Regions from separate parts of the Homo sapiens genome. Here all the other regions are linked to region 1. Evidence: chromatin contacts called from ENCODE Hi-C data. All regions are on one chromosome and are shown on one strand. Each heading gives the region's core, a stretch centred on a gene start or an enhancer-like site at or near the end of the contact. The rest is flanking DNA. Distances are from core to core; before and after follow the strand shown.

Region 1 (3,522 bases), core at 778-3,277:
TAATAGATGATAAAAACAAAATGCTGTCTCTGATTGTTAGCCACTAAATTATATTCTTGACCAAGACCATTGAGAAATTCAATTCCGGACAGTATTAATTAGCTCAAGTCCAGGGCTACGGGACTAAAAGCAGCTGTGCACCCCCCACCCCTTTTTTTCTGCTGAATGTTTATTTGCACACACAAAAAATTAAAATTAACATGTGTCCAAAGAACATCATAAAATGAATTATTCATTCCATGGCATTGAAAGCGCACACACGCACACTCTGAAAAGCAGATACCAGGTAAGCAACTTTAGGGCAGCTGCCGAGTAGAATATCAAGAAATTGGATCCAGCTGAGAATTCCAATTACCTAATGACCTAATGAGGGTGATCCGCTTTCACTCTAATTGCTAGGTCTAACTCGTTGTAATAGTCTTTATCATGAAAAGCAGGCTTTAAAATAATTTAAAATGGAAACAAATATTCAACGGGCCAATTTCTTTCACCTTCTTTAGGGGGAGACGGGAATTTGAATTCACAAAGAAATGCAAATGTAAAGACTTAAGATGGAGCAGAAACAAAGAACATAAGGATCACCTAGTGCATTGTGTTGGTACATCTCTTAGAAGAAGACAGCACAGGGAATTTGTGAGACACCAAATGCAATTTTTGTTAGTTTATTAGAGAGTAAATAAATAAATAATGATACCGAACTCCAACAAAACTCCAGCACTGTCCGTGGGCAGCGACTATTCAGCCCAAGCTATCATTCTTAATTTCCCTGCCAGGCTGCGACTACCGGGGTGAATCAGCCCGCGCCAGGCCCCTTTCCCACCCGCCGCTGCAGTTAGGACTTGGCAAAGATGCTCGATATTTGCGTATTTGTGACCGGTCTTTGCTTTGTGTCTGCGCTGCAGGTGAGGAGGAGGAAGAGAAGCAGAAGAGCAGCTGGAGGCCGGCGGTGGCTGAGCAGCCCCCACACCTTTGAGCGAGCCGCCTGCCTCTCCACCGGCAAGGAAGCCCTGGGACCTCCGGATTCGGGCTGCCGGAGGGCCTGAGCGCCAGAGCCCAGGACCCGGCGGCCGGGGGCGCCATCCCCTCATGTTCTGGAGAAGGCGCAAATGTGAGCTGGCGGTAGCGGGGAAAGCCCTCCGCCCCCGCCAGGGGGGACCCGGGAAGCCCGGCCGGCTCTGTCGGCAGACTGCGGGGATCCCCTCCTCCGGCCCCGCCCCCACCCACCCCCGGCCGGGGTGCCGAGGCGGTTAACCCTACCCGCGCCGCAGCGCACTTGGGCTAGAGCGCCGCGCACCCAATCCAGATTCCAGAGCCTGCCGGCTGGGAAAGATCCGGTCTCGGGGTCGGCTATGATCCCGCAGCGGCCAAGGCAGGGCTCAGGCCCCGGGATTCTCCCCACACGCTGCTGCACTGGCGCAGCCGGTCGCCAAACTTTTTCTCCCCAAAGCCAGTGCCCCCGCAGTTACTTGGCGGGCAGCCGGCAGCCCACTCTCGGCGGGATGATCTGGGAGAAGCGGGCGTGGGACGAGGGGGCTGCTGTTTTGCAGCCCTGCGAGGCGTGCAGTCGGAGAAGTGGTCGGGGTTCCACACCGTCCCTGAGCCTGCCCCCGGCCAAGGTGGCCCGACGTGCTGCAGTGGCTGGCGCAGGTGATCCGGGCAGCGCGTCCGGCACTAGTCAAGGGGGCAGCGGCACGGGAGGGAGGGGCGCCTTTCTCTTTTCTCCTCCCCCTGCAGCCCAGCTGCACTGCGTGGGGGCTCTCCATCTCCACGCAATCAGCAGGCGGAATCCCTGCCCTGGAGCGCCCTGGCTCTGGACTGCACCCCCCTAGGGTTTGTCCTGCAGATTCCCCTCCCCATCTTTCTCTGCCACACACGCTTCCCTAAGCCGCGCGCGCCGCAAACTCAGTCTCGGTCCCCGCAGGTGATGTCATGCCCATTGTTTTGGTGCGCCCAACCAATCGGACTCGCCGCCTGGATTCTACCGGAGCCGGCATGGGCCCTTCCTCGCACCAGCAGCAGGAGTCCCCGCTCCCGACCATAACGCATTGCGCAGGGTGCACCACCGCTTGGTCTCCCTGCAGCTTTAACAGCCCTGACATGGAAACCCCATTGCAGTTCCAGCGCGGCTTCTTCCCAGAGCAGCCGCCGCCGCCGCCGCGCTCCTCACACCTGCATTGCCAGCAGCAGCAACAGAGCCAGGACAAGCCGTGCCCGCCCTTCGCGCCCCTCCCGCACCCTCACCACCACCCGCACCTCGCGCACCAGCAGCCGGCCAGCGGCGGCAGCAGCCCATGCCTCCGGTGCAACAGCTGCGCCTCCTCCGGTGCCCCGGCGGCGGGGGCGGGAGATAACCTGTCCCTGCTGCTCCGCACCTCCTCGCCCGGCGGCGCCTTCCGGACCCGCACCTCCTCGCCGCTGTCGGGCTCGTCCTGCTGCTGCTGCTGCTGCTCGTCGCGCCGGGGCAGCCAGCTCAATGTGAGCGAGCTGACGCCGTCCAGCCATGCCAGTGCGCTCCGGCAGCAGTACGCGCAGCAGTCCGCGCAGCAGTCGGCGTCCGCCTCCCAGTACCACCAGTGCCACAGCCTGCAGCCCGCCGCCAGCCCCACGGGCAGCCTCGGCAGTCTGGGCTCCGGGCCCCCGCTCTCGCACCACCACCACCACCCGCACCCGGCGCACCACCAGCACCACCAGCCCCAGGCGCGCCGCGAGAGCAACCCCTTCACCGAAATAGCCATGAGCAGCTGCAGGTACAACGGGGGCGTCATGCGGCCGCTCAGCAACTTGAGCGCGTCCCGCCGGAACCTGCACGAGATGGACTCAGAGGCGCAGCCCCTGCAGCCCCCCGCGTCTGTCGGAGGAGGTGGCGGCGCGTCCTCCCCGTCTGCAGCCGCTGCCGCCGCCGCCGCTGTTTCGTCCTCAGCCCCCGAGATCGTGGTGTCTAAGCCCGAGCACAACAACTCCAACAACCTGGCGCTCTATGGAACCGGCGGCGGAGGCAGCACTGGAGGAGGCGGCGGCGGTGGCGGGAGCGGGCACGGCAGCAGCAGTGGCACCAAGTCCAGCAAAAAGAAAAACCAGAACATCGGCTACAAGCTGGGCCACCGGCGCGCCCTGTTCGAAAAGCGCAAGCGGCTCAGCGACTACGCGCTCATCTTCGGCATGTTCGGCATCGTGGTCATGGTCATCGAGACCGAGCTGTCGTGGGGCGCCTACGACAAGGTACAGGCTTGAACCCCAGCCCACGCTACCGGAGTCGGGCACTGGGTGGTTGGGATGGGCACTGGCGGGGACCCTTTGCGTGCGGATCCCTAGCCTCTCCGGGACGATCAAGGGAGCCCGCCAGGACAGCGGGCGCGTCTAGGACGCGCATCCGTAGTCAGCTAAACAACTCGGAGATGAACCCTTTCCGCGTGCAGCCAAAGTTCTCGAGGCAGTTAAGAGTGCTCAGCGCATTCGGGCACCTTAAGTAAGTGGTTCTGGAAGTCGGTGGGGAAACCATCTGTAATTCATCCCCTCGTGAAT
Region 2 (3,677 bases), core at 521-3,020, 810 kb after region 1:
GATGAGATTTGGGTGTGGACACAAAGCCTAACCATAACAGAATATTAAAAGAATGTAGGGGACCCTTTAAAAAGGTGTATAAGCACCACTACAACTGCTCTCAATACTACAGCCTTTCATTATTTTAAGTGAGAAGCATTTTAGACTCATCACAACTAAAAAAGTTTGATGACCTCATACCAGTTTCCCCATCATTTCTCTACGTAGTTTTTTCCATGTATCCCAGACTTCATATCTATGAATCCTATAGTCAGCATCCCTGCAATTTTAAAGACAGCCCAACTTCAAAGTACTTATAACCTTGTACAATCATTTCAGCTACTAGAAATACACAGAAAATTAAAATTGACTTAACTAAATGTAATGAAATTTTAAAATGTATGCTAACCTATTCTCCCTAAAGTGACACCAAGTGCTTCAATAATCTCTGACAATTTAACTGCATTAGAGCCAACTGGTTTTATCATTGTCAGTGGGTGTTTCGATGCAGTCTCTTGCTGCATCACTCAAATATGTGATGAAGAGCCATATCACCTCCCAACTGTTCACAGATTTGGAAATAAGATAACTAAACCTCACAATTCACATCAAAGAATACAGAATATTCACATCCTATCTCATTTCACAAAGGGTTTGGCACCTAATTCAAAAGAAAATCTTGTCCGGGATATCCAAAATAGGTTCTTACATTCCATTTTATGTATAAATATGGTCAGTTCAGGTTTACTTGTCACTGGGGGAGGATCTAAAATCATTTCCATTTTCTTGTACATAAAGCAGTGTCTTGAATCTGACTTTTTAATCACAATGGACATAAAGTATTTCTTACCCAAGAGAAAATTTAGTTCATCTGTCATTGAGGGAGAAACAAACTGATTAAGTGTGATGTGGCGGCTCCCTCAATTAAGCAGTTCCTCGAGAAACTTCGGAAGAATTGCACATTCGACACCTTTAAACAAAAACACTTGTAGGCTGACAGCTGCCGGGGCCCCGGCCCGCCCCCCGCGGGCAGGCGAAGCCGGGGAGGAGCCTCTGGCCCAGGCGGCGGCAGCCGGCCGGGCCCGCGGGGGTCAAGACGCCTAGACAAAGGGCGGCCCCGCAAGCGCGAGGGACGCGCCCCAGCTTTCTGCCCGCACCCGACTCCCAAACGCTAATTAATTCTACAGCCTGAGCTCCATTAGAGAGACCCTCCATGATTCCCCCGAGGTGCTCAGGTGGGCAACCATCGGATTTGCGCTCTTCTCCGGCCCAGGGGACCCCACGTCCGGCTCTCGGGGATAGAAAGGGGACGCCCCGGATTGCGGAACCTAGCCCCGGGCGGGAGAAGGCGAAGAGGAAGCGGGATCCCCACACGCCTGCCTTTGCTCTCCCGGGAGGAGGCTCCCTCCGGGCTCCCGGCGGAGGAAAGAGAAAGAGCCGCGGTCGGCACACCGCCCTCGAGGTGGGGGCGGCGGTCCCCTCCGCACTCACCGGCGAATCTGAGCCATCGCCCTCCATGGCTGCCTTCTGCCAGGTGTCATCAGCGGCACGTTCCACTCACACCGGCTACCGAGCGCAGGGTCTGGTGGGCGGGTCCCTGCGGCGGCCGTGGAGCCTCGGTCCGAAGCTGGAAGATGAGCTGGTCAGCTGTACGTGGCCAGCGGACCGACGCGGGGAGAAGTAAGCCGGGGCAGGCAAAAGCACAGGCGCGGGAGAAGCGAGCTTTGCTCCCAGCGACTACCCCGGGAATCCCGCCCAGCTGCCGGCTGCAGCAGCGGCTCCTGCGGACTGCGGCTGGGAACGGCGCCGCGCAGAGACCTGGGCGGGGCACCGCGGGGCGTGGACAGGGCGTGGCCTGGTCGTTGCCCAGGCAACAGCGCCAGTCGCACAAAAGAGGCGGGGCCGCCTGGGGCTGGTAGGCCGGGTGTCTGAGTGGTAGGCTGAGCGGGACTCGGCTGGGCGTGGGTGTGGCACGCGGTTGGGACTCGGCGCCCTCCGCCGCCACCTTCCCCCTACGCATCAGCCCCTCCCTCCCACCCGGGTAGTCGCCCGTCGCCCTATGCCAGGCTGGGGGGCTCTGAGGAACGGAAGTGAGGGCAGCGGGGAGCGGTGGGCGGGTGCCGAGGGCGGCGCCGGGGCGGGGAGGCTCCGCTGCAGCAGAGCAGCCGGCTGCAGCCCTGGCCCCTGGCCCCTGGCCCTGCGCTGCCATTCCGCCCTTCAGTTTGCTCTCACTGCGCTTTCTTCACTCGCGGTTCGAAGCCCCGCTTCCAGGCTCGGCACAGGACGGTGCGGGCGAGGGCGAGCCTAAGCCACCTTCCCTGAATGGCCGCGGCGAGCACGGCAGAGCTGCGCGAGGCGACCAGAGTGAGACCCCGCCCGCCCTCTCCGCGGTCCCTAGCCAGGCGCGGCCTGGGGTTCCCTGGCCCCGCCCGGCTTGTCCCAGTTCTCTTCTGGCTTCACTTGCTGGGTGAACTTAATAGTCCCTGACTGGGCACCGAGCAGTCATATCCCGCTTTCTGCTTCTATACCCCCAAGTCGCGATGTCACCGCACGTTCTTGCCCAGTAGCGCGGGGACCGCCTGCAGGGTGGAGATTCCTCTCCCGGATGCTGGCCAGGGACTGAAGTTAAAAGGCCGCGGCAAGGGAGAGACCCCCCGCCACCCGGGCCTACGCTTTCCTTCCTGAGGGCCAGGACAGAGGGTCCTGAGCGGCTCCGGCACCCCCGCACCCCCGCGGGGAGTGCTGCTGAACGTTAAGGCGCGCGCCAGCTCAAGGACTGGCGGCGCACATTTCACCTGCCACGGCCCAAGTGTGTTTCTGGTGTTGTTTTCAGGACACACGGAGAACAAATTAATTTAGGATTATTAGATCACGCACTGCCTTTCTGGCTAGCTAAACAATTCATTCCTATGTATTAGGCTTTAAGAACAGATGCCCTAAATTGCTGGGTAAGTAGGGACTACAGAGCTGTAGCGAGACATCTCGTTTAGGTTTTAAAATGCTTCCCACTTTTATTTCCTGTTTGGGAGAAGTCTGTCGCTGTGGCAAGTTCCGTCGTCTTCCCACAGCCCTGTCTGCAGCGGTAGCCTCGTCTCCAATCCGGCATCTAAATAAGGAGTGTAGAATTAAAAACACTGAGGGACTATAGCAATTTTCTCTAATGGAATACCCTCCATTTACAGATGAGGTGAACAGAGGACGAAAGCTTTGCCAGGTAATAATGCCTGGGCTGTTCTGATCCGGATTAATGCCCGTTGCGTGGCCGCAGGTGCTAGACTTGGGAAGGCTTCCTTCCCACAGGTTCTGAAAAGTGCTAATCAGGAGGAGACTAACAAATGCCTGCGTGAATTAGGTGCCTATATATATATACATATATTTAAAGGCTCAACCATTAGAAAGCATTATAAGTCTTTCTCATACTGGCCTTTGAGCTAAATAATTCCCCTTGGGCTGTAATTTCACATCCGCACACCTGCTTTGATCCAAAACTTATTAGTTGACACAGTAAAAGTGATTAGAAGGCTCCATTAACAGGAATTAAAGATAAAATCTGTATAGACAATATTTTGGTGAAAATACATTGCTATGGCCTTCCATTTTGCAAATCAGACTTCACTGAGCTATCATTTTCTACCTGATCCACAAAATTCAAACATGATGTTAATATACTTGGCAAGTGTTAATACACTTGGCAAAAC
Region 3 (3,784 bases), core at 1,259-3,758, 870 kb before region 1:
ACATCACCCACTACAGAGTGGTAAGTACAGGTCATTAAATGAAAGCAGCACAGAAAAGTGGCTTCAGAGAGGGAATCATTTAATGCCCCTTACCTTCATTAGCCCCATTCCCCAAGTCTTACCACATAAACGTAAATTCCAGGTAAAACTGTGCTTACCAGGTAAACACACTTCCAGACAAGTTCCTTGTTGCCCTAGATTGCCATCCCTAAACTTCTCCTACATGGCAATTCTGCCACAGCATAATTTTCAGGGCAGCTCCACCCACAGTTAAAGTTATGATTTAGGGTTCATTACTACACATACCTTGAAACTTTTAAGCAGACACATTAAAGTAATGCAGCTCAAGGAATGTTAACAACTTTTTCCACTTTTGCCCCAGCCAGTTTCTACTCTAATCCAAAACGGCTTCTTTATCACCACCCACTTTACTCAAATTACGCTTACAGAATTCATTATCCTCCCGGGTAGAATCACCGAAAATAATGTGAGCATTTATATAGAAAGTGTAGTTCAGATAAAGCAATATATTAATAGGCCAAATTAGAAAAGGATAGCACGCTGCTAGTTTTCTGTATGCACTCTTGCCCGTGTGAAATTAAACTTTTTTGCATCCATGCGGGGAGCGGTGGCTCAGGCCTGTAATCTCAGCGCTTCCTAAGGCCGAGGCGGGCGGATCACTTAGGGTCAGGAATTCGAGACCAGCCTGGCCAAATTGTGAAGCCCCTTCTCTACTAAAAATACGAAAATTAGCCGGGAGTGGTAGTGGGCACCTGTAATCCCAGCTACTCGGGAAGCTGAGGCAGGAGAATCTCTTGAACCAGGAGGCGGAGGTTGCAGTGAGCCAAGACCACGCCACTGTACTCCAGCCTGGGTGATAGAGCGAGATTCTGTCTAAAAAAAAAAAAAATTGTATCCAAAGTTGGAGTTTGCCTTTATTATTGCAAATGAGATAATAACCTTTCAAGTAGGAAAACAACAAAAAGGAAAACTATATAATGAAATTTCTTTTACTCCCAGAACCAAAATAACGAGACTTCCAGATAGAAATTTGCATGGAGTCAATCAGAATTACATATTATTTTCATTTCCGAACAGAATTACTCCATCAAGTTTTCTGATATCTTCCTAATGTTTCTCAGTAAAACTTTAGCAAAGTAATAAAAATTCACCTAAGAATGATCAAAATTGCGTTGAGTCCCAAATAAATAATTTTTTTTATTTTAAGGGAAAAATTCCGCACTTTGCTTTCTTTTTTTTTTTTTTAGGTAGGCAGGGACAATCAGGAAGCAGCCCCGGATTTTCAGAAACGATCTTTAGCATCACCAAGACATAGACTAAAGAAACATGTAATGCACAACTTAGGCTGCTCCTTCATCCAAGGCAATTCAAATTTCCACGGATACCAAGTCTTCAATGGCCGGTGTCAACCATTCAATAGAAGCATACCAGAAAATGTTGCGATTGCCTTCTTCACCACAAGAGTCTAAGTGACACAAATTTGGGCAGAAGTAATTATTTGGCCAAGCCGGGAGGCAGGAAGCTTAAATACCGCCTCTGTAGGAAGTGCGGGGGATCCGAAGCAAACACCCCAAAGTTTGTTTGTGAGTGGAGGCGCGGAGGCGCCCGGAGCCACGCCGAAGCTCACCTGGTCAGCGCACAGAGCCGGGTAGGAGTCGGGTCTAGCCCTAGTTTGCTCCTGAGCGCTTCGTTCCTCTCAGGCTACTGCGTTTAAATCAATACTGGGTGGCAAACGATACCCATTCTTTGGGCTCTGAAGTTTGGAATTCATGGGTTCTGCGGCACAAGAAAGTTTCTTCACAGGTTATTTCCCTGTCCGAGGCTGTCGCTTAGCTCATCTCCTCCCGGTGCGGCCCTGGGGTGTCCACCAAGCCGCCGGGCAGATCGCTGCCCCGTGCTGCGGCATCTTGATGCCCAGGACCCCGAGGCTGTGGGGCAGCCCCTCCTACCTGGGACAAGCGGCCAGAACTCCTTTTCCCACAGGGAAGAACACTCCAAGCCCCCGGAAGAGTGCGCATCCTAAGGAGATGTCTCCCAACGCCTAGACAAAGACAGCGCTGGGAAAAGTTGGACCAACTGGCACCCCCGCAAGGCGAACAGAGCAGTCCCCTCGGCCTTCGTGGCCGAGCCGGCTACGCGCTCTCGGAGTCGCGGCCAACTTTTCCCGCGAGCTTCTGAGCAACTTGCCGCAAGTTGGGGCGAGGGGGCAGAGCAGGGGTCAAGGGCGCGCGGAGGGACTGATCTCGCTCCTGTCGGTTTCCTCGTACCTCCCCGCGTACCTGCTGATGTATCCGTCCCCGTCGCCGTCGCACGTCTGGAAGAGGCGCCGCATCCTCTCCTCCTCGCCGGTGCTGGACGTGTCGCTGCTGCTGCTGCTGCTGCCGCTGCCGCCGCCGCCGCCGCCGCTGCTGGAGCTCCCCGCAGCCGCTGCCGCCGCGGCCGCCATCATGCGCCCGCTCCCTACTTGGGAGGAGGAGTACGCGCGACCGCAGCTGGAATCCGCGCGGCGCGCAAGCTGCCTGCAGCCCCGAACTTGCCTGACAACGGAGCATGCCCAGTGGCCGCCGGGGCGCTCCGGGCGAGGGATTCCACCTCTCCGGGTTTTGCCCGGACTGGGAAGATGGGCGCTCTGGAATCGCCCGAGGAGGCACCTCAGGGAAGAGGGAGGAGGGGAAGGTGGCTGGAAGAGTCAGGGAGCTAAGGGTGGCAACGGGAACACAAGAGGAGGCAGAATACACTGGAAGCCCCCGGGAAGGGTGTCAGCATTGTGCATCCGGCAACGACGCGGGCCCGGGACACTTGGGGACGCTTCAGGCAGAGGGCAGGTGTACTCCCGGCAGACCTTCTCCGACCGCCCGGAGTCATGGCTTCCTTTTCCAGAGAAGCTATATAAACACTCTCCTTCTGCAAACTCAAAACGGTGCTTGTAATCCCACTCTCCAGGATTGTTCCGGGTTCTGTACCCATAGCCACCAATGAGAACCGGAATGACTGGCCTTTTTATGAAATTTTGACACCTGTCAAGAAACCTGGCCCTCGCAGCCCTCATCTTGGCTCCCACTCTGTACTGGGAAGAGTCTGCACGCTGTGTGGCATTGTGTACGTTGGGTCAATTTCTGGAAACGGCTCACTCTACTGGCCAGGCATCACTAGAATTTCCCCCAACAGCTTTAATAATGCCAAGAGCGAACATAATAGATGGTCTCATTTGATCCACACTACAGACCTGGAAGATGCCTCTTTTATTATCAATCCTACGACTTAGGAAGTATTAATAGATAAGTACCTCATAGAGTTATCTTACATATAAAAGGAGAGCAGACATAATGCAGTTAGGACAATGTCTGACACCTAGTAAGTGCTCAACAACTGTTAGCTCTCATTGTTCCCAATTTACAGGTAAGAAAACTGAGGTACCAAGACCTGCTCAAGGTTCCAGGTTTAGTAAGTGTTAGGGCAGAGGCAAGCCCGGGCAGCCTAACTCCAGAGCAGGAGCCTTTAAACACTGCACTATTCCCCCATAGCCAAAGGGAAACCACAGTGAAGCAATTTGTGGTTTCGTGAATGACTCATTATTCTGTCCTGGATTTTCTGCCAGAGAGGCGTGTGAAGTTCTCTGGTGGTTTTAAAATATGTCCACAGATTCTTTGGTGCACCCCTCATCAAGAGGTGGAGTCTGTTGCTTCCCCTAAACCTGGATTGGACTTGTGACTGCCTTGACTTCTGAGACTAGGTTAGAAAAGGCAATGCAGATTGCACTTGG

The links. Hi-C counts contacts between places; a loop is a spot of excess contacts on that map. Pooled maps may share reads with other maps.
Region 2: a map of GM12878 shows a loop between it and region 1 (2.7-fold over the local background). The contact joins the promoter of TRIM36 here to the promoter of KCNN2 in region 1. A Hi-C loop is called at or near these places in 1 of 168 maps with a recorded cell type or tissue (GM12878), 3 of 37 single-sample maps with no recorded cell type and 9 of 50 pooled maps.
Region 3: a pooled map shows a loop between it and region 1 (4-fold over the local background). The contact joins the promoter of MCC here to the promoter of KCNN2 in region 1. A Hi-C loop is called at or near these places in 2 of 37 single-sample maps with no recorded cell type and 4 of 50 pooled maps.

What each region holds. Positions count from the first base shown.
Region 1 is chr5:114,360,043-114,363,564 of GRCh38, forward strand. It overlaps KCNN2 (potassium calcium-activated channel subfamily N member 2), which reads left to right and starts at 2,028. Exons shown (of 8, transcript NM_021614.4): 1 at 2,028-3,219. The coding sequence starts at 2,098. RefSeq lists an enhancer at 141-1,057 and a silencer at 1,096-1,305.
Region 2 is chr5:115,168,138-115,171,814 of GRCh38, forward strand. TRIM36 (tripartite motif containing 36) reads right to left here and starts at 1,771. Exons shown (of 10, transcript NM_001300759.2): 1 at 1,471-1,771. The coding sequence starts at 1,497. RefSeq lists silencers at 947-1,036, 1,767-2,186.
Region 3 is chr5:113,485,945-113,489,728 of GRCh38, forward strand. It overlaps MCC (MCC regulator of Wnt signaling pathway), which reads right to left and starts at 2,509. Exons shown (of 19, transcript NM_001085377.2): 1 at 2,301-2,509. The coding sequence starts at 2,470. RefSeq lists an enhancer at 2,408-2,702.